Regions from separate parts of the Homo sapiens genome. Here region 1 is linked to region 2. Evidence: read pairs that join two places in POLR2A ChIA-PET (ENCODE). Cell type or tissue: A673. All regions are shown on one strand. Each heading gives the region's core, and the rest is flanking DNA. Links, peaks and the distances in the headings are about the cores only.

Region 1 (11,718 bases), core at 1,799-9,798, 74 kb before region 2:
GGGATCATCTGATACTGTTGACCAAACCTACATGTGGGGTCAGGAGGTTTTGGCTTTTCACAGCATGTTGGCTGAGTACCTTGACTAGAACGTCTAGAAGACTGGGATCATCTGATACTATTGACCAAACCTACATGTGGGGTCAGGAGGTTTTGGCTTTTCACAGCATGTTGGCTGAGTGTCCAGAGGAAGCTTCCTGAGAGTGGCTTATCTTCAGAAGTCATATAATCTCACCTCCACCATACTCTATTGGTTGACAAAGACACAGCCTGCCTGGATTGAAGGGGAGGGGACATAGACCTCATGTCTTTATGAGAGGTGTGTCAAAGAATTTGTGGTCATTTTTAAAAACTACCACAAATTACATAGCAAAATTCATTTATTCATTCCATTTTAGGTATTTGAATAGTTTCTATTTTGAGGCAATTATGAACAATGTTGCTATAATCATATACTTATGTATATGTATGTATCTTTTGGCATACTTTTATATTCATTTTGGTTGGGTATATATGTAGGAGTAGAATTCCTGGTCAAAATGTATATGCATCTAGCTTGCTTGCTTGCTTGCTTTCTTTTTTTTTTTTTTTTTTCTGAAACGAAGTCTCCCTTTGTCACCCAGGCTGGAGTGCAGTGGTATGATCTTGGCTTACTGCAACCTCTGCCTCCCAGGTTCAAGTGATTCTCCTGCCTCAGTCTCACAAATAGCTGGGATTATAGGCGCCTGCCACCACGCCTGGCTCATTTTTGTATTTTTAGTAGAGACAGGGTTTCTCCATGTTGGCCAGACTGGACTCCAACTCCTGACCTCAAGTGATCTGCCTGCTTCGGCCTCCCTAAGCGCTGGGGTTACAGGTGTAAGCCACTGTACCTGGCCATGTGTCTAGTTTTAATAGACACTGCCAAATTGTTTTTCATCCTTGTTGTACCTATTTATACTTTTACCAACATATGAAAGTTCCGGTTACTCTGCAGCTTTGCTTCCCTTGATATTGTCAGTTAAATATTACAAAAAATTAATCACTAGTGGCTGTATAGAAGATCTTAGTGTGGTTTTCGTGGGCATTTCTCTAATCACTGATAATTTGAGCACTTCTTCATATGCTTGTTGGCCATTTGGATACCCTCTGTTATAAAGTTCCTGTTCAAGTCTTTTGTCCATTTTCAACAGATTGGATTGTCTTTTTTCTTATTGAAATGTGGAGTTTATAAGGTATCTGGATATGAATCCTTTGTCGAATATGTGAATTATAAAAATCTTCCTGTCTTACAGCTTGTCATTTCACTCTCATAAAGTTTTTGATGAACTGAAATTCTGAATTTTAATCAATTCCAATGTATCCATCTTTTCCTTTACGGGTAGTGTTTTTTTGTGTTTAAGAAGTTTTTGCTACTCTAGGGCGATGAAGCTATTTTCTTATGTTATCTTCTAGAAGCTTTAGTATTTTGCCTTTCAGATTTAGGTCAAAGTCCCCAGGAATTTGTTTGTGTGTTATGAGGTAGGGATCAAGCCTTCTTTTACTTTTTTCATATGGTTATCTATACAAGTAGTAACAGGTGGCATTGGGTCTGTTGGACACAAGCCTGGGAGTTAGGATTCCAGTATTCTCCACCTTAGATTACCTTTAATGAGCCTTCTGCACTTGGGCATATTCTTAAATCCGTCTTGACTCAGCTTCATTTGTGAAATGAAGGATTTGAATGGAATGTTTTCTGATTTTCATTCTGACTGTGGTTTGTTAGATCTCTACCTACTTTTGTAGTTGTATTGAGGCTTGTTAGAATCTTCTTATATCTGGATTGTGTTATCTAAAATATTCATAACATCTCCCAGCTTTATGTTGTTCCCAGTTCGAATGTGCTATCTAGAACTTAGCTGCTGATGAAAGATAGTTTTATTGATCACGTTGGCAAGTCCAAGATCACCTGTTCTTCTGATTTTTTTTTTTAATTTTTTTTTGAGATGGAGTGTCACTCTGTTGATAGTGCAGTGGCGCTATCTCGGCTCACTGCAACCTCCGCCTCCTGGGTTCAAGCGGTTCTCCCACCTCAGCCTCCCAAGTAGCTGGGATTACAGGTGCACGCCACCACGCCCAGCTAATTTTTTGAATTTTTAGTGGAGATGGGATCTCACCATGTTGGCCAGGCTGGTCTTGAACTCCTGACCTCAAGTGATCCACCCACCTTGGCCTCCCAAAGTGCAGGGATTACAGGTGTGAGCCACCGCGCCCAGCCTCTGATCTTACTAATATACTGTGTCCCTTGCCAGGAGCTCATCATGCTTTGTTTAGTAAGTCATGGTAGAAGACACCAATTCCATTAACAAAAAAATTAGCTATCTCCTGCAGAAGGGAGCAAATTCCATTTTTGAAAGTCATCTGCACATACTATTCATCTTACTTGTCCCTACCTTCAGTTTCGTACTTGAACTTTTAAGAATCACATACACAGCATAGAGTTTCATGAATCAGCAGAAGTCATTCAAGATCAGTGAGTTGTAGTCTTGGCAAATTCTCTCTTCCATCTTGGAAAGTGGCATACGTTCCAAATTACTGTATAATATGTTTGTGTCTCTAAGAAGAGTGAGTCAGGAACTACCCTGGATGACAGAACAGAAAATCTACCATTTGCTGGTTTCTTTGTGTTCTTAGTGGCCTGCTTTGAGGTGCTTTTAACCCTTCTTTGAAAATATTTAGTTTAGTTTCCACAGAACGCTATAATCCAGTGTAGCTATTTTTCTTTGTTATCCTTGCTATCACATTTTCCCTCTCATTAACCTTTTTTTTTTTAAAGCAAACAGCTTTAGTGAGATATAACTTACATACCATACAATTCATTCATTAAAAGGTATAATTCAGTAGCTTTTAGTGTATGCACAGGACTGTAACCATCACCATAATCTAATTTTAGAATGCTTTCATCAGTACTAAAACCCCCTACTCATTAACAGTCATTCTCCATTCCCTACTTGATCCCTAAGAAACCACGAATAGTTTTGTCTATAAATTTATCAATTCTGGAAATTTTACGTAATTGGAATCATATAATATGTAGTGTTTTGTGACCAGTTTCTTAACGTGTGTTCAGGGTTCATCCCTGTTGTACATGTGTTAATACTTTATTTCTTTTTATTGCTGAATAATATTCCATTGTATAGGTGTACCAAATTTGATTTATCCATTCATCAGTTGAAGGACTTTGGGGTTGCTTTTGCTTTTTGACTATTATGATTAGTGCTGCTATGGACATTTATGTACAAGTTGTTGTGTGGGTATGTGTTTTCATTTCTCTTGAGTATACCTAGGTAATTCTTTAAGTTCTTTAGGGACTACCAAACTTTCCCAAAGTGGCTGTATTGTTTTATATTCTTACTAACAATCTGTAAGGATTCAGATCTCTCTAGATCCTACCAAAACTTGTTACTGTCTTTTTGTTTATATATGTCCTAGTGGGTAGGAAGTGGCATCTCGTTGTGGTCTTGACTTTCATTTCCCTAACAACTAATGATACTGAGCATCTTTTTGTTTGCTTGTTGGCCATTTGTTTATCTGTTTTGGAGAAATGTCTGTCCAAATCCTTTACCCATTTTTAAACTGGCTTAGTTGTCTTTTTGAGTTCATTAACCTTTTAATGTTCACTCTGATTTACTTTTAACTCAAAATGTTTTTTCTTTTTCTTCCATTTTGTTCAGAGACTGTTCGTTCTGTATTAAGCAGGATGGTTAAGAGGGTTTTCAAGCCCTTTTATGTTTTCTTGGCAACAGGTTCCATTAGCAACATACATACATGTGGATTACTTTAGATTGGAAAATGTACATCTACTGGTTATTGGAATAGATCATTTGTGGTTCATACTGGTTATATTAATAAAATGAACTCTGCTCCTTTTCCTACAAACCAGTAGGTAAAATGCTTGGCTTTGACTTTAATCCTAGCCTTTCATTTTACAGGTAAGGAAAAAAGACCTGGAGAAGTTGGGTCTTGTCTTAAGTTCACAACAGGTAGACCTGGACCATGACTTTAATTCAGCCCATTCTTAAGAACTATCAGTTGGTTTCACATCATGTGGCAGATATGTTAGATTGAAGGGATACCAAGGTAAGACAGGGTCCCTGATTTGGCGATCCTCACAAACTGTGTCACAAGAGATTGACATATACATAACTAATGGTAATACAGTATCACAATTGCTGTGAATTGTGAACAAGGGTGTGTAGTCAGTCCAGTGCTCTTAACACTGCTCGGTGCTGACTGGGATTTTCACCTTACTTTCTTTTGCATATAGGCAGAATTAGATTCTTGAGTAGTTGATTTTGTTTGGGTCATTTAGTAAGAAATGATAACACAAATGCCATCATTCAAACCCTGAGATTACAGAAGAAACAGACTTTAGAATCTTCAGGGTTTTGGACTAGAATCTAGAAGATAGTCTCATTAAGTGCATATTTTATATGTATTATTTTCTTAGCTTTTTTCATATATTCTTCAGTGGCGTATACATCAAGTTTTTTTCAGCTGAATTTGTGTTAGTATATTAAAAAAACAAAACTTTTCGGAAGACGTTTTATTTACATCAGTGATTTATTTCATTACTACGTTTGTCCTTTGGATTTTTGGAAGTCATATTTCTTTTCACTTGACAGAGTTAGGCCATGGGATATGTATTTATAGTAATGTGTGAGTATGTTTAGGTTTGATCTTTTATACTATTTTTATGGCATTTATATTTATGGCTGTGTTATTAGTCATTAAAGCAAATATTTTTCCACCTTAAGACTTCTTGTTTTGCACATGATTTATTCTGCAGTATGTGCTCTCTTTTAATTAGCAAAAAGGCATTTTTACAAAAATTACACTTTCCTTGCAACTTACTGGTTGTAAGGCCGTGGACAAATTATTTAATTTCACTTATCCTTGGTTTCCTTATATAATGATACAGTCAGTATCATTATACCTTTGTTTTATGGTTATCCTAAGAATTAGAGATAATGTGTTTAAGTTACCCAGCATATAGCTTGCCATATAGATGCTTGAATATTGATGGTATTAATTGTAATATATTAGTTCATTTATACATAAGAGCTATAAATTCTAGTTAATGGTTAATCGATTCTTTGTGATATAGATTACTCATTTAGGATTAATTGAGCAAAAATAAGTGATCATATTAATGTAAGAACTTGATATCAGTATTCATTTTCAGTTACTTGTCTTTTAGAGACTGTAGTACTTTAAAGACTAGAGACTATTGCTCTTTAAAGACTGACCTCATCTTTATCTTCAAAACATGAAGGTATGATCCTGTCTGCAGATTAAGGTATTGAGAGTTATTTTTCTATGTTGTCAATTGCAGTGTTTTAACTTGTGGCAGTTGACAGGGCTGACTGTGTTGATCCTGATGCTTTAGAAGCACTGGTAAATTCTAGACTAATATTGGAAAGAATTACTTGACATTTTATTTACTAAAGTTCTTTTTGTTATTCATGAAGAATTCTTAAAAAATACCTCAATTGAAAAATTAATACATGCACACAATAATAAATTTAGACAATATAAAAGAGCAAAGAATGAAAATTAAGCTTCCCACCCTTAAGGCATTCTCTGCTACTAATTGATTATATAGCCTCCTAGTAATGTGCTATATGTACACGCGTGGGGATACATTGTTGCACAGCTCCCAGGGGTGCAGTCATACATATTCAAGCATATGCAGCATATGTATAATGGTCCTTTTATATGAATAGGAATGTTCTCATACAAGGTTCTTTCCTTGTATTTTTCACTTAATGATATATCTTGGCGAATATTCCATGCCAATGTATGTAGAGCTACCTTATTTTTAAAACTGCCTAATATTCCATTCTGTGGATATGCCATGCTTCATTTAATATTATGTTGGTGCAAAAGTAATTGCGGTCCAACCTAAAAGTCCCCTCTTGATGGTAATTAAGGATCTTTCTAGTCTTTTATTGTATATAATGCTGCAGTAACTATCCATGTATATTTGACAGTACGTGAGTATCCCTGCATGATAAATTACTGGAAGTACACTTTGTGAGCAAAAGGGAGTATGCATTTAAAATTTTGATAATGCCAAATTGTTATGCCTTTTTCCTCATACTCTTACCAACCCAGTGCATTTTCTTATTTTTTGAATATGACTAATGTGATAACTAAAAAATGTCATTTTAATTGTAAATTAAGTCTCATTGTAATTTTAATTTGCATTTTATTAATGAAGCTGAGTCTATTTGTTATTGATTTCCAGGATATATTGTTAGTGAAAGAAATCATGGTGAAGAACAAGGTGTATAATATTCTATCTCTCATCTAGGAAATGAGGGATGCAGATAAATGTATTTTATTTGTTATTTAAAAAGAGAAAACAGGAAGGATAACCCCAAAACTAGTGAAAGCCATTATTTGAGGGGAAAAATAATAAAGACGGAGGGGTAGAATCTAGGATTCTCTGAAGATACCTTATATTGTTTGGGCTTTGGAAATGTAAATGTTTTATACATTTTTAAAACTTAAAGAGGAAAATATATCAGTTAAATATTTAGGTTGACATTGTTAGGAACCAAGGTTTTTAACAAATGAGAAAAAAAGCCGGGTGCGGTGGTTCGTGCCTGTAATCCCAACACTTTGGAAGGCTGAGGTGGGAGGATCACTTGAGCTCAGGAGTTTGAGACCAACCTGGGCAACATAGCCAGACCTCACTCTACTAAAAAAAAAAAGAAACAGAACAAAACAAATTCGTGGGCATGGTGGCACTGGTCTGTAGTCCCAGCTGCTTGGAAGGTTGAGGTGGGAGGATTGCTTAGGGCCGAGGCTGCAGTGAGCCATGATTCTGCTATTGCACTCAGCCTGGGTGACAGGGAGACCCTGTCTGGAAAAAAAAAAAAATCTTCTTGCTCTGTCCACTCAAAAAACCTAGAAATAATATTTTAGTGCCCAGATTTTGGTCTCCGAGTACCACTTTCAACTAAAAGGAAATAGGGCCCCTTGTAGAAGTGGCTGATTGTAGGCTTGAGACAGGAAAATGTACAGAAGGAACCTGGAACATTTTGTACTAGGAAAGCAAGGAAAAGCTCCAAGACTAGTAGGGTTGTATCAGGAAACAGTGGCCACATTGAAGGGGCCCCCGTTGTCCAGTGGGAAAGAAAAAAGAAATGAGCAGCCCCTGATGTTCAGAAGCCTCACCGGTAGGCCATGTTCTCCTACTAAACATAAGCGGTCTCACAGAATACCTTCAACAAAGTTTCTCAGAGATCATAATAAAATGAGGCAAAGCATAGACAAAAACCAAGACCACTGTGCCACCTACAAAATACTTAGCCAAAATGAATGACTACCGCTGCTTTACCCATTACAGTTTTATCTTCATTCTCATCTCCCCTCCCTTAGGTAAGATTTATTGAGATACGTAACCACAGAATTACCCTACTTCCTGACAGCATCCAATGTAGAGAAACTCCTCCTTCTTTAGACCCTCCCCCAAATTACTAAACTGAGGCCCAAATTGTGTAATTGATTTTAACATCCTCTTACTGAGATGCCCCATGGTGCCCTGTGGTGTGTGTTCTCCCTCACTGCAATGAGTAATAAGCCTGTCTCGTTTAATTATTGGTGGTCTTGGCTGAAGGGCATTGATAACAGGTAGAGTAATTTGAGCAACAATATCAGTAACAAAAAATACAAGGAACAGATTAAGTGACAGTATAGGGTCACAATCAGCAAAATTCAAAATGGGAAATTTTACAGGACAAATGACAAGAAGAAGGACAAAAAAGAGAACAGTGGCACTCAAAGAGACTCAAAGACACATCAGCCACGTGCATTGACTAGTATTTGGGTCCTGAGTCAAAGTCAACTGTGAGAAGACATTCTTTGAGAAAACTGGATAAATTTGAACCCTTCTTATTAGATGACATTAAGGAATTACTGTTAATTTTGTTAGGTGTGGCAATAATATATGGTGGATTTATTTTTAAAAAGTACCTGTTAAAAGTATTTACATATGAAATGATGTGTTGTCTGAGGTTTGCTTTAAAATAATCTTGGAAGGGGTTAGTAGAAACAAACAAATTGGCCATGTGTTGTTGATAGTTGTTGAAATTAGCTGATGTTTAGGTGGACACTCATTATATCACTTCTCTACTTCATATGTATTTGAAAATTCTTCTAAGGAGAAGTTTTTTTCTTTAAAGCCATATTTATTTCTTTTTCTGTGAGTGTGCCTCTTCATATTCTTCCATTTTTCTGTTGGGCTTTAGTCTTATAATTTAAAGGGTTCTTTAAATACTAAGAAAATTTGCCTTTAGTCATATGTTTTGCAGGTATTTTTAATTTGTTTTTTGAATTTGTTTATGGCTTTTTTTTAATCTGTGGAGAATTTCTATTTTTATTTTGTTAAATTTATCAGTTTTCTTTATGGCTTGCGTGTTTTGTGTGTTTAGAAAAATCTTCTTGTCTCTGAGATTCTGAAAAGTTCTTTCATGTTTTCATGAATTTTTTTAATGACCACAGTACACTTCTGTTATACTTTATTTAGTCACCTTAATTTCCTCTTAGAGTATTTGGAAATATTCTCCCATAGAGCCCTGCCCCAAGACTATATAGGGAAAAATGTTGTTCAGTAGCTGTTCTATCAGATCTATTGATAGATTATTATATAGTGAACATCCAGAGAATTAATTGTAAAAGTTTGCTCACTAATTTTGCTCCCTAAATAGAATGAATGAGAAATCTATTTACCAGATTTTGAAAATATGCTAAGTGTTATGTAAAAGTATTAGCTATATAGTTCACAGTTTCTAATTTTAGAAAAGTTTCAGTGTTTGCTTTATATAAAGAAGCATTCCTTTGAGCTCTTCTCATGGGCCATAAGGTCAAGGAGCCAGGTGTCACCGCTTTTTGAAGTTGACATCTTTTGGCTTGCTCCTTTCCTAGGTCTGACTCTCTTGGATAGGCACAACAGTGATTCTGTTTTCTGGTCTCTGTAGGAATGGATGTTACTGTAGTGTCTTCATCACTTTCGTTTCTGGGAGACCTGTTGAGACCCAGGAATGGATCCTTCTACCTACTATCTCAAAAGTCAGAAACGGAAATACAGTTAAGGCTTCAGGGAATGCTTCCCTTGTAGGGGAAAGTGATAGCAGTGAGGTGTCTTGGGCTTGTGTTTGCAAATGTACCACACTGTGCATTCTCAGTTGAAAACTAACTCTGCAGTTAGTGTTTCTCTTTTAGAACTTTTAGAAGTTTTTTAAGGAATAAAAGTTGAGAAAGTACATTTGATACTATATTTTAAGCATTTTACTCACTATACCAAAACATTTTATAACCTAACGTTGATCACTTTTCTAATACAAGTAAAAAAATTTCTGACTAGGAAGAAATTTTTTCTTTTCTGAAGATAGCCACTTTCTTTTTCAGAGTTAGAAACGTGAGTCTTCACCTAGTTCTTTCCAGCTTAGGTGTGAAAACATGACTAGTGTGACAATTGCTGCTAAAGATTGTATCACAGTTTGAGTTTAGCTTAATGTTTTTCAGGGATAAATCTATGAATTTATGGGATCATTATCTCTGGAGGTTCACTTCTATATCTCATGGTTTGTTGTGTTATATTTTGATACTTATTTTTTTAATGTTATAAAGGTACCATATAGCCATGAATTTTTTTATACTTTCATTGATATGCATAATTCTCCTCTGAGTGAAACCTGGGGACAGATTGGGTGTTCCTAACAGGAACCTGGGGGCAGTTTCCTTAGGTTTTTTATGTTTAGTGATTTTGGTCATAAGTGAATTTTAATATCTAATGAATATCCTTACAGTTCTGTCTCAATCATAGGATTTTTGGGATCAAAATGAAGAAAATATATGAGGACCCTCTGTGTCACTGGGAAGTGGCTTTATAAACTCAAGATTCTGTATTTTATTTTTCAAATGATTTCTTAGCACTAATCAAATGCATTAATCAACTTCTGATTAGCTGGCACATTTATAAGAGGATTGTCTTTAGATGTATTGCTTTCAAATTGTTCCTGATGTAATTTAGCAAAGGAGGTGATGGAGTTCTTTGTTGACTGACTATCTTTCGTTTGATTTTATTCTGACTTACTGTAGTTTGGCAGGAGGCCAGTTATACCAAAATATGTAATTACTTCTTAATCCCAAATAAGTTTGAAATATAAATGAGTCATTTTGTCTTAGGGATATGATGGGTTGGGAAAAAAGTGGTGTTTTTGGCTCCTCCTAAATCACTCATGAATTTATTTTTTACCCAACTTCTAAAATGAACTGGAAAGGTCTTTTATTAAAATCCTCAGATACGGTAGACTTGTATGTAATAGAGCAATTAAAGTGAAAATGAATGACTTAATGAAGAAAGTAAGATGTACCAGAATATCTAGGTCAGTGGGTCAGTCTGTGCATCACAGTACCCTGTGTAGCATGAAAATATAAAGATGCTGGGGCTGTTGTGGAGTAAGGCCTTTACTGTTCCAAAGTTCCACTGATAATTAGGTTGGTGCACAAATAATTGCGGTTTTGGACTGTGAATTTTAAATCATTATAACTAGGCTCAAACACATCTTTATCAAAATAGGAGCCATTGCAGTCAACACATTTTTGCCAATGAGAAGTAAGTTAGTTTATTCCTGTAGTGTAAAAATCCGTGTTTTGGGATTCGATGAACTCTTGGAAAGCATTTTCTGCATCCTGCTGGTTGTGCAAGCGTTTTCCCTGCAAAAATTTGTTGATATGCTTGAAAAAGTGGTAGTCGGCTGGTGAGAGGTCAGGTGAATATGGCGGATGAGACAAAACTTTGTAGCCCAATTCATTCAACTTTTGGAGTGTTTGTTGTGCGACGTGCAGTCGGGCGTTACCCTGGAGAAGAATTGGGCCCTTTCTGTTGACGAATGCTGGCTCCAGGTGTTGCAGTTTTTGGTGCATCTCATCGATTTGCTGAGTGTACTTCTCAGATGTAATGGTTTCGCCAGGATTCACAAAGCTGTACTAGGTTAGACTGGCAGCAGACCATCAAACAGTGACCATGACCTTTTTTTGGTGCAAGTTTGGCTTTGGAAAGTGCTTTGGAGCTTCTTCTCAGTCCAACCACTAAGCTTGTTGTTGCCGATTGTTGTATAAAATTCACTTTCATCACTATCCGATCGAGAAATGGTTCATTGTTGTAGTGTAGAATAAGACAAGATGACACTTGAAAATGATGATTTTTTTTTTTTAATTTTTGCTCAGCTTATGAGGCATCCACTTATAGAGCTTTTTCACCTTCCCAATTTGCTTCAAATGCTGAATGACTGTAGAATGGTCAACGTTGAGTTCTTCGGCAACTTCTCTGTAGTTGTAAGAGGATCAGCATCGATGATTGCTCTCAATTGATCGTTGTCAACTTCCAATGGCCAGCCTCTACCCTCCTCATCTTCACGCCTCTCATTTCCTTTGAAAAACTTCTTGAACCACACCACACTGTATGTTCGTTAGCAGTTCCTGGGCCAAATGCGTTGTTGATGTTGTGAGTTGTCTCTGCTGCTTTACAACCCATTTTGAACTCGAATAAGAAAATTGCTCAAATTTGCTTTTTGTCTAACATCATTTCCATAGTCTAAAATAAACAAAATAAACAGCAAACAATAAGTCATTAGCCAAAAAACATAAAGTGAGAAATGTCCATTAAAATGATGTATAACATAACCAC
Region 2 (11,718 bases), core at 1,959-9,958:
ATTAATGAAAAACTACTAGCCATTGTAGCCAGTTTGATTCATCAGCTACATCCCTTGTTCGGCTATTTTATTCCCTACCTTGTATTGTTTTATTCTACTCCCCTTTTAAGAAATGGTTAAGCTGGGTCAAATGGTATTTCCAGTTCTAGATCCCTGAGGAATCGCCACACTGACTTCCACAATGGTTGAACTAGTTTACAGTCCCACCAACAGTGTAAAAGTGTTCCTATTTCTCCACATCCTCTCCAGCACCTGTTGTTTCCTGACTTTTTAATGATTGCCATTCTAACTGGTGTGAGATGGTATCTCATTGTGGTTTTGGTTTGCATTTCTCTGATGGCCAGTGATGAGCATTTTTTCATGTGTTTTTTGGCTGCATAAATGTCTTCTTTTGAGAAGTGTCTGTTCATGTCCTTCGCCCACTTTTTGATGGGGTTGTTTGTTTTTTTCTTGTAAATTTGTTTGAGTTCATTGTAGATTCTGGATATTAGCCCTTTGTCAGATGAGTAGGTTGCGAAAATTTTCTCCCATTTTGTAGGTTGCCTGTTCACTCTGATGGTAGTCTCTTTTGCTGTGCAGAAGCTCTTTAGTTTAATTAGATCCCATTTGTCAATTTTGTCTTTTGTTGCCATTGCTTTTGGTGTTTTAGACATGAAGTCCTTGCCCATGCCTATGTCCTGAATGGTAATGCCTAGGTTTTCTTCTAGGGTTTTTATGGTTTTAGGTCTAATGTTTAAGTCTTTAATCCATCTTGAATTGATTTTTGTATAAGGTGTAAGGAAGGGATCCAGTTTCAGCTTCCTACATATGGCTAGCCAGTTTTCCCAGCACCATTTATTAAATAGGGAATCCTTTCCCCATTGCTTGTTTTTCTCAGGTTTGTCAAAGATCAGATAGTTGTAGATATGCGGCGTTATTTCTGAGGGCTCTGTTCTGTTCCATTGATCTATATCTCTGTTTTGGTACCAGTACCATGCTGTTTTGGTTACTGTAGCCTTGTAGTATAGTTTGAAGTCAGGTAGTGTGATGCCTCCAGCTTTCAGCCGTCCCATTACTGGGTATATACCCAAAGGACTATAAATCATGCTGCTGTAAAGACACATGCACACGTATGTTTATTGCGGCATTATTCACAATAGCAAAGACTTGGAACCAACCCAGATGTCCAACAATGATAGACTGGATTAAGAAAATGTGGCACATATACACCATGGAATACTATGCAGCCATAAAAATGATGAGTTCATGTCCTTTGTAGGGACATGGATGAAATTGGAAAACATCATTCTCAGTAAACTCTATCGCAAGAACAAAAAACCAAACACCGCATATTCTCACTCATAGGTGGGAATTGAACAATGAGTTCACATGGACACAGGAAGGGGAATATCACACTCTGGGGACTGTTGTGGGATGGGGGGAGCGGGGAGGGATAGCATTGGGAGATATACCTAATGCTAGATGACGAGTTAGTGGGTGCAGTGCACCAGCATGGCACATGTATACATATGTAACTAACCTGCACAATGTGCACATGTACCCTAAAACTTAAAGTATAATTTAAAAAAAAAAAAAGATACAAGTAAGTAGTCTAAAATACAGGTAACTTTTTAACATTAAAAAAAAATGGTTAAGCAACCTCGTCATTCAGAGTTATTTTTTTTTCTTGTCCTTTTCAGTTCTATGTTTAGTATTTTTATCTTGCATTGTTTTTATTTTCTTTCCAATCCCTGAATGGAGTGGATTTGCCATTTTTTGTTCTTTCACAATCCAGCTTCCATATTTTAACATGTTCTTCGTTCCATTTTCTCTTGCCTTCTCTGCCATTTTCCTTAGGTCCTTATTTAGCTGAGGTTTTCTAGTCTGTTGAGGATCAACAGCACTGCCAGGCTCTTGTCCTTCACACAACAGGATGTGTATGTGCTCTACATTTTCTAGAAAGCAACTGATAAGTCTTTGGTAACTAAGCCCCGAAGTAAAATGGCTTCTAGGTGTTCTTCAATAGTGATCTAAGACAGATGAAACACTAATAAGCCAGTTATAAAACCCTGATTATTGCTTTGAATTAATAAATTAAGTGTGCATATAAAGACCCAAGTTGTGTAGCAATAAAGTAGTGGTGGAAATATAAACAATTTATTTGTATTTGTGTGGGGAGATACATATGTTCACAGTTGAACATTATATGTTTGTTAATTCTTTAAAATTCTGTTTTAATGCTCTATATTCTTTGGATTATAAGAGTGTATTAATAATACATGGCCATTTTATATAATTTAGAACATACAGAAAAGTGTCAACGGACAAACCAGCGATAATACTACCCTACCACCCACAGGCAACCACTATTAATGTTTTGACACATTTTCTTCAGTCATTTCTATGCATTTTTATTTTTAAATAGTTATGCTTCGTATACAGCTTTATATTCTTCTTTTTAAAGTTAACATTAAATACTTTTTATGTTATTATGAATACTTCATGAATATAACTTCTATGTTTTCTTAACTTTTTTAAATGAATTTGTGATACTTTCATGACCATTTTCGTATTATTGGGCATTTAAGTTGCTTTCAATATTGGGATATTATAAACAATATTTTTGAACAAAATTGGGCAGAAATCTTCATTGACATATGAATATTCTTAGATTTTCAAAAGGGAGCCACTGGGTCAAAGACTATGAAATGAAAAGTTGTGGATCCTTATCAAATTGCTTTGCAAAAATCTATCAGTTAACACTTTGCCCAGTAGATCCGAGTGCCCAACCTACATTTTTGTCATCCTCGAGGGTTATAGACTGAAAGTTTGTGTCCCCTGCATTGTTCCTGTGTTTAAGCCTAACCCCTAAGATGATGGTCTTTGGAGGTGGACCTTTGAGAGGTGATTAGGTCATGAGGGTGAAGCCTTCATGATTAATGGGATTAATGCCTTCATAAGAGACAGGAGAGAGATGATGTCTGTCTCTGTCATGTGACCGTCTGCAAACTGGGAAGATGGGCCTGGCCAGGAATAGAATCTGCCAGAACTTCTATTTCTCAGCCTCCAGAACTGTGGGAAATAAATGTTTGCTATTTAAGCCATCCAGACTAACACATTAAATTTTATTTTTATAATTTGATAAGGTAATTTTTTTTTTTATTGCTAGTGCACCCAAACCTTTATTTGTAAACTAATCACTCTTTTTGGTGTGTTGATAAGTACTGTTTATACAGTAATGACCTTAACTCTTTGCCATTTTTGTTGCTGACTTTTTCCTGTTTATTTTTTGTGTATGATATATTTTTAATTTTTATGAAGTTTAGCTTCTATCACTTTAATCTATTGATCTTTCATTGTAATTTCTGTTACTTTAAAAATATTTTTTCATCCAGAAATTAGAAATATTTACCATGACTTTTTCTAGGCTTTTTTGTTTTAATGCTTCTAAATTTTCAATCCATATGGGACTTATTTTGGTAAATGTATGCCATGAGGTGAGGATCACAAAGATTTTTTTCTAAGCAGCTAGCCAGTAGCTTCAGTACCATTTGTTAAATAAATGATCTCCTCCACCCTTCCTCCACCCTGGTTTGTGATGCCTGCTTTATTACATACTCTTGTTTCTAGACTATCTGTTTGATTTCATTGATCTGTCTGTTCTTATGCCCGCACCACACTGACTTAATTAATGCCATTTTACTTATTAATTCTAATTTATTGCCCAAACCACATTAACAGAAATCAAAATTCGCTTATGATCCTACCACCACTACAGAAATCTAACTCTTGTCCTTTGGCTGTGTTATTCTTAGTCCTATTTCATGTCTGTTTAATTTTTTAGTTATAGCAGTTGCATGGAAAAAATTTTATAGTTTTTTTTAAAGTTCCACAGGTTATTCTGTAGTCTTCTAACTTACTAAGTTCTACTGATAAAGTACAAGTCACATTAAAGAATTAATATTATAAAAGGGTCTTGATATGTAGATAGCCTTATACACTACATTAGTAATTGTATGCAGTCTACTGCTGACCAGATGGTTTAGACAATTCTCTATCACATGTGTGTTACACAAATAAAATGCTTACCATTTCCACTGTACTCAGGATGCATTTGTACGTACAATGGTGAGTTTATGATGGCATAGCATTTTATAACTTATGAATAGCATTCTTGAATTTTTGTAGTTTGGCTTGTCATGAATTCAGTTCCCTGTAAAACTTCTGCATTGAGAAAATTCAGCTTCATTTGTAAACCACTGCAGATGATCTTCAAAAAACCGTCTTTTTAGTTAAGTCCAATGTTAGAACGTTGTTCTGAGATGTCAGCCATGTGAGTGGAGATGATAATATAATCTTTGTGCCTGGGATGCAACAGGGAGGAGTGAATCCAGAGTTTGGGGAGAGGGTGGGACAGTCGTCTGAATGCTCTTTCCACTTTCCTGTGTGTTGGCTTTCTGCTTCTGATCCTATAGAAGCCAGTGAAAAGCCATCACAGTTACTTAAAATGAACACCGTACAATACCTGGGCAACAGTTTCTTTAAAAGTGGAAAAATTGCTGTACTCAATATTCTCTCTGGCCTTGACACAAAAATCATAGTTCAAAAGTTCATGATGGTGGTCCTTGGTATAATTCTCAGATGTGAGAAAGGTCCCTACACACTTTCGTAGTCTTTTCCCATAAGGGACCAATATGTGTTAGTACTTAAAAGTGAAAGTAGAGCCACTGAAGGGTCTGGTCAGCTAAGCCTGAGGACTCGAAAGTTCTAGGACAGTGTATTCCAGGGAAAGTTACAACTGGGAAGTGATTCTATTAGATTGTCCGGTGAAGAGAGAAAAAAGTACATTTACTTCTTGAACTTTTGTAGGTCGAGAAATGTGCCTCCAAGGTTCTTAGGAAGACCTTTGACGTGGATATTTTAGTTCTTCCCTACTCCTTCCCCTGCCCCAACACAAACAGCCTCACGTCTTCATTTACTTCGTTAACTATTATGGAACATTTTGGTGCAAACATGTGAATCAGTTTAACTGGAGAAGTAATAACGTACATCCCAGTCTGCTTGACATTGTAATTGCAGAAGTATATGATCTAATCCCTGTGTACCTCCCCACCCCAAGTTTCTAGTCCAGAAACCCTTGACAGATAATTAAACAGTTATGGCAAAGTATTAGATTGATGCAAAAGTAATTGTAGTTTTTGCCATTTTTTAAATATTGTGCCTTAGCATTCATAATTTTAAGTAGGGTCATTTAGACATTTCTTAAGATATGCACACAGTTGCAATGGGTTTTTTTTTCCTTTTTTTAAGTTTCTAACTAGACTTTCAAAAGAGAAGCCGTCTGTATTCCAGGTGCTACAGTCCCAAAATAAGTCTCTGATATGTCATGCAAAGTGTTCAGAAAGCAAAGGTGGTTGAAATTACATCAAAATGGTTTCCAAGGCCCTGTCTGTTCTTGTAGAGGTCAGAGAAACCACAGCCTGCAAAAACACAATTGAGGCCAAAAATCTGAAACACCTGCTGTTCCCAATGAACTGTGTGATGCACATAGAAAGTGTTTGGAAGGGAGGGTCAAGCTAAGTGAACAGTCATGATAATACCTGGTTGGTCTTGTAGCAGCAAAATTGAGGGGAAATATGAAAGTTTTTAAAATGGATTTTTTTTAATGTTATTGTTGATACCCCTATTTGAATGTAAAGTCCCTAACACAAAGAAGCAAGCTTCCTTTAGACTGCATTTACTGCTCTTGATGACTCCAGTTGTGTGTAAATATTAGAAAACAGCAGGGTCCTGCATTCCAAGAATCACTTGAGCAGTGCCACGAAGACAAGTGTCCTTACTGGTATTGTAGTCATACTCCCAAGCTCTCCTGCTGTTTCTAATCTGTGCGCACAGCCGTGAAAAAACTGGACTGACATTTACAGGCACAGCAGGGAGACACTTGACTAGGGAATGTTGAAGACTACAGCACCTCCAATTCAAAGTGGCCACCACACATGATAAATCTTCACAGGAGAGCCAGTCTGCACTTCAGCTGATGCCATAATGAGGGTATCTGTAATGAAGCAAAAAGCAGAACATTATTCTCCTCTAAACTCAACTTTTTAGCAGTCAGATGTTTATTGTTGCCTTTTTTAAGACCTAAATATCTAAAGGAAAAATCTAATTCTGCGTGGGTGTCGGATCTATTTCTTTGAAACTTTTTTGGAAGGTCTGTTTCCTTACTGCTCAGTCCTTACTAGGGTTTTACAGGAATGTTCCTTAGTAAAAGAGCATTTACTCATCAACTCTGAATAGAAATAACATTTCCTGGAATCTTTTCTAACTGGCATGTAAACGAGGGTCAGTCGCTTTCTGCCTCGAGTTCGGCAGATTTTATTCCCTGTTTTGTCCCAGGGAGCTGCCAGATTCGTATGCCATAATACCAGTAATGCAATTAGGTTTGCTGCACATTGTCTGGTTGACTTCTCAGTTAAGAGTTTCTTTCCCTGTGGGAATAAGACTAGACAGACTGCCATTTGCTATTACTAATTCTGCTTAGCATTATCACTGGAGCTTTTTTTGTAATTAGCTATCTTAGTTGGCTCTTAAATTTTAATAGCCAATTGAAGCTACGTTTTCGCCAAGTTCCATATCTAAATTGCATTCAGTCCATTAACAAAGTTGGTTAAAAGGCTATTAAAAGCCAATATATGGTGGTTCGCACTTTCATCTTTGCGGCAGTAGCAATGCTGGCTTCCTCCGAGTTCTCTAAAGGAACTTACTCTCCTCAAAGTTACACATAAACTGGACACAACTTCTGAGCGGCAAGAAATTAATGACAAGATTTTTAGCATGCTAACATATTTCAAAAATGTCACTGCCTACCCCCTTTGCCTTTTGGTGAGGGTTCTTCCAGGGTTTGGTTTCATTTGGTTGATGGCGATGAAGGAAGGAAGAAAGACATTTAATATTGTAACTTAAAATTGATGGTTTTTGAAAAGTGAATAATTGAAATGATGTTTTTCTCCATTTTAGCTTATCAAAATTATTAGCAAAACCATCTGAGGCACCTTCTGGTAGAATTATAGTCTCGCTGGGTTTAGTTTGTAAAACATTCTGCCAGACATTTAAAAAAAAAAAAATTGTAGTGGAGCCAACACATAGGCTCAGAGCACTCTTTGCCTAATTGATAGTCCTCGTTATTATTATGGTTAAAGTCAGAAGACCATTTCTAACACTCCCCCACCCTTGGCAAATTAGTTTACCATGATTTTAATTTCTACATTGAGTCCCCCTTCCTCCAAATTGGAACGTTAGTTCAGTTTTCCATTTTCAAAGGTACTTAATTTCAAAAATTTTTACAATTTGTAATGCAGGCTGTCAAAAGAAATTAGACTGGTACAGGGTGCATTCAGTGTACATTTATCTCTGAATCGTTAGTATCCTGGGAATGAAGACGTGGAGAGAAACTAGTGGGCAAATACATCCTGTCACCTTGACTCAGTCCAGTGCAACTGAAACAGCCCTCCACCCCCACCCTGCCCCATTTTGCCAGTGTCCTATTTTGAAAAGAATAGTTTTTCTGTTTCAAAAATCTACAGATTTTTTAAGACTCCAAATGATGGCTTTTTCTATTGCCCCATTCAGAAGCTATTAGAAATTGTATTTAATCTTAAATTTTTCAAAGTCACAAGAGGTTCAAATACTTTCCATCTCCCTCTATTTGACCATTCTTCCATAGCTAGCTTTCTCTATCACCCCCAGAACTGTGATCAGGCTTTGTCTTTGATGATGTTATCTTCCCTACTGAAAGCCACCTGGCAGACAAAATCTGGGTGGAGGTAATTCTGCTAAAATTACGTTTCCATTTTAGGAGTCCATATTCACATGGGATTTTTCATACAAGTTTACTTTTTCAGTCTTTGGCTAGATGGCTGAGGCAACATCAATGAAAGTATAAGAGCTTCACATGTCTTAGCAAAGCAACAGCTGGATGGTCTCTGATGATTTTTGTTCTATACCAGAAGCTGATAGAAAAGGACAAGAGAGGTCATTTTATCCATGTTAAGATTATAATGCAGTAAAATTAATATGTTATTGTATATGTAACTAATTGAGCTTTAATAAAAATAAAACTGGCTTTAAAAATCATGTCACAAAACTCTCTAAGAGATGAGTTTGATGGCTTCTCCTATGGAAGACAAAGCAAGAACAGCCCTGCTGTGTGTTTTTTGTTTTGTTTTGTTTTGTTTTTTGAGATGGAGTCTCTGTCGCCCAGGCTGGAGTGCAGTGGTGTGATCTTTTGGGTGCTAACTTTCCCATGCTCCTGAATTGCACATGTGGAATGCAATGTTCCTGGTAGGCATCTCATACAACCCCTAGAGAAGGAAAGGAGAGGGGCCTTCAGGAACCTGGTAGAAGCCTGGGCAGAGTTGGCTGACGTCACTTGGTCTGGAATGAGAGAGGATTTGACATTGCACACAGTACAGGAGGCACCTCACGTGTTACCATGTGATTCACTTAAGGTCTTTTCTCTTGGACTGGTCTATTTCCTTAGAGAAGGTTCTATCTGTTGCCCAGAGGGCTGAATTTTGAAGACCATAGTTAAGAGAGCACCATCCAATTCATCAGCTTTGCCTTTTAGGGATTATGCTTTTGGTGTCTGGTCTAAGAATTTGGCCTAGCCCTAGATTCTGAAGATTTTTCAATTTTCCCTGAAAGTTCTAGAGTTTTATGTTCTACATCTAAGGCTTTGATCTATTTTGAGGGTTTTTTTATATCTATATAAGCTGTGAGTTTCGAGTCAAGATTCTGCTTTTTGCCTATGGATGTCCAATTGTTTCAGAACAATTTTATTATTACTATTATTTTATTTTTTCCAAGACTGAGTCTCGCTCTGTTGCCCAGGCTGGAGTGCAATGGCGCAATCTCAGCCCACTGCAACCTCCGCCTCCCGGGTTCAAGCAATTCTCCTGCCTCAGCCTCCCAAGTAGCTGGGATTACAGGCATGCGCCACTAGGCCCGGCTAATTTTTGTATTTTTAGTAGAGACAGGGTTTCACCATGTTGGCCAGGCTGGTCTCAAACTCCTGACCTCGTGATCCATCCACTTTGACCTCCCAAAGTTCTGGGATTACAGGCGTGAGCCACCGCGCCTGGCCTCAGAACAATTTTTTGAAGAGACTTTTCTTCCTCTTCTGAATTGATTTTGCACCATCAGAAAAAATTAGACATATTTGTAGATGAGTCTATTTGTGGATTTTCTATTCAGCTAGCTCTATGTCCACTGATCTGCCAGTATCACACTGTTTTGATTACTGTAGCTATATAGTGAGCTTTGGTATTAGATTCCTCCCGCTTGGTCATTTTTAAAGATTGGTTTAGCTATTCGAGAACTTTTGCCTTTCTATACAAATTTTAGAATGAAATTGAGGTCTACAAAAAATGGTATTGAAACTACAGACAATTTTGGGAGAACTGACATCTTTATTGTGTTAAATCTTTCGATCTATGAACACAATACTTTGTTGTTGTTGTTGTTGTTGTTTAGGTCTTTGAGTTTCAATATACAATCCTGTACTTAGTTTGTTAAGTGTATACCTAAGAATTTAACTTTTTTCTGAAGCAGTTGTAAATGGTTTTGTGTTTTTTTTTTGGTGGGGGGGGAGGGGTTGAAGTCTTGCTCTGTTGTCCAGGCTGGAGTGCAGTGGTGTGATCTCAGCTCACTGCCACCTCCACCTCCCAGGTTCAAGCAATTGTCCTGCCTCAGCCTCCAGAGTTGCTGGGATTACAGGCACCCGCCACCACGCCCGACTAATTTTTGTATTTTTGGTAGAGATGGGGTTTCACCACGTTGGCCAGGCTGGTCTCCAACTCCTGACCTCAGGTGATCCGCCCACCTCGGCCTCCTCAAGTGCCGGGATTACATGTGTGAGCCACCGTGCCTGGCAGGTATTGTTTTTAATTTCAGTTTCCACAGATTCATTGTTAGTGTAAAGAAATACAATTTTTGAGTTTTGTGTTTTGCTGTCACATTGACGAATTTACTATTTATCAATTTTAAAACTTAAGTATTGAGTTCTTATTATGATAGATGAGATTTTAGCTCTCTTGTACTCTTCCCCTTCCCCTATCCTTTCGTACAATTAGGTATTTTTAGATAAATTGGTAGTCAGGGTTTACATTGTTTCAACTAGGTAGATATTACTTATTTCAGTGTATTGTGATGTCGTTTCCTTTTTTGGTAAAACTTTTTGCTTCTGTTGGAATTAAAAATTGCCTCATTAATCTTTTTCTAAGTTTTTTACATATTTTTGACTATTTACAGTTATTCCATCAGATCTATTATAACACCCACCAGTAGTTTTTTATTTCACATGTTCAATCATATCAGAAAATTCATCAATTTGTTTTTAAATTGGATGCCTCCCTTCTGGAGTGTTTCTTTTTGTTCCACCTGATATCAAGTTGTCTTTGGGATCCTGTGCAGAGCTTCACCTAAAGCTTCTCCTCACCATAATTTTGGACTTCTCTTTACCACTTTGCTGTATTGTATCTCCCGTTCCTGATTTCTGTAGCTTCTTTCCTGATTTTGTCTCTTGCTTTGCACTAGTACATCCTGCAGAAGCTTCTTTAAAAAGATGTATGGGAAGCTATTATTTTTAATCCTTGCATGTCGGAAAATATCTGAGTTACCTTCACATCTGTTAGATAGTTTGGCTAGGTGTAGCAGCCTGGTTTGAAAATTATTTTCCTTCAGATTTTAAAAAGATGTTGCACCGCTCATTGTGTTTTAGCATTTAATGTTGCCTAGGGGGAAGCTTAGTGCATTCTGATGCCCTTTCCACTTTGAAACTCTTGGGATCTTCTCTTTGTCCTTCTGTTGTAACATTTCATGGCCATGCACCTTCATGAGGCTTCCTGTCATTTATTGTGTCGGTAACTCAATTATTTGTCAAATATTGAATGCTTACTTTGGCACTATTCTGCACTCCAGAGATACTGCAGTGAATAAGACAAGGTTTTCACCTTATGGAGCTTATAACCTGGTAGGGGAAAAAAGATAAGAAATATATAAATACAATAATTTCAGTCAGTGACAAATACGATGAATATAAAACAGAAAAGGGAAATTGAGGAATGTTTTTTGGACTGTAGGTGCTATGTTAGAGTGACCAGGGAAGATCTCTCTGAGGAGGCGATGTGAGTGCTGAGGCCTAGAGGTGAGAAAGAAGAAGCTCCTGGGGAAGACAGAGGATGGAGGCAGAAGCGGGTGGAAAGGACCTGTGGTTGGCGTGTGGGAGGAACAGAGAGCACCGTGTGCCTGGAGTGGGTGAGGAAGGAGTGCCAGGCAGGAAGTCTGAGAGTCCAGCAGAAGCCATATCACGCGGGGCTACCGAAAGGAGTTTGGATTTTATCCTATTTGAAATGAAAAGCCCTTGGAAAGTGACACGCGCAGGGGTGAGAGGCTCTGCTTGACACGGCTCCGGGAGGACAGACTGGAGAGGAATACAAGTTGTAGCAGGGTGACCACAGAGGAGGCTGTTTCAGACTTTCCTGTGATGGGTTTTGACTCAGTGGCCCTTTCAGACCAGCACACTGTGCTTTTCAGTTCTGGGAAGTATTCTTGTATTACTTCTTTGATGATTTTCTCCCCTCCAGCTTCTCTGTTCTGTGTTCCCAGAACTCTCAGCAATTATTTGTTGCACTTCTCTCCTGTTTTTTTTCTCTTTGTTTTTTCATTCTATTTTTTTTGAGC

The links. Peaks named below come from ENCODE experiments on the same cell type or tissue, not always from the same donor. Only the 100,000 strongest peaks of a DNase experiment are listed, where the experiment ranks them.
Region 1: POLR2A ChIA-PET joins it to region 2 with 5 read pairs; 2 of 35 experiments call an interaction of 5 or more read pairs at or near these places.

The regions. Positions count from the first base shown.
Region 1 is chr14:96,808,996-96,820,713 of GRCh38, forward strand. The region is part of intron 1 of VRK1 (VRK serine/threonine kinase 1); the gene reads left to right. Among named protein-coding and RNA genes, the nearest start is that of VRK1, 17 kb to the left of the region's middle. In A673, for the core only: no CTCF peak of the experiment used is centred there; no DNase peak of the experiment used is centred there.
Region 2 is chr14:96,882,924-96,894,641 of GRCh38, forward strand. No RefSeq gene overlaps it. Among named protein-coding and RNA genes, the nearest start is that of LINC00618, 55 kb to the right of the region's middle. In A673, for the core only: no CTCF peak of the experiment used is centred there; DNase peaks (open chromatin) are centred at 5,868 and 6,218; H3K27ac peaks cover 1,132 bases.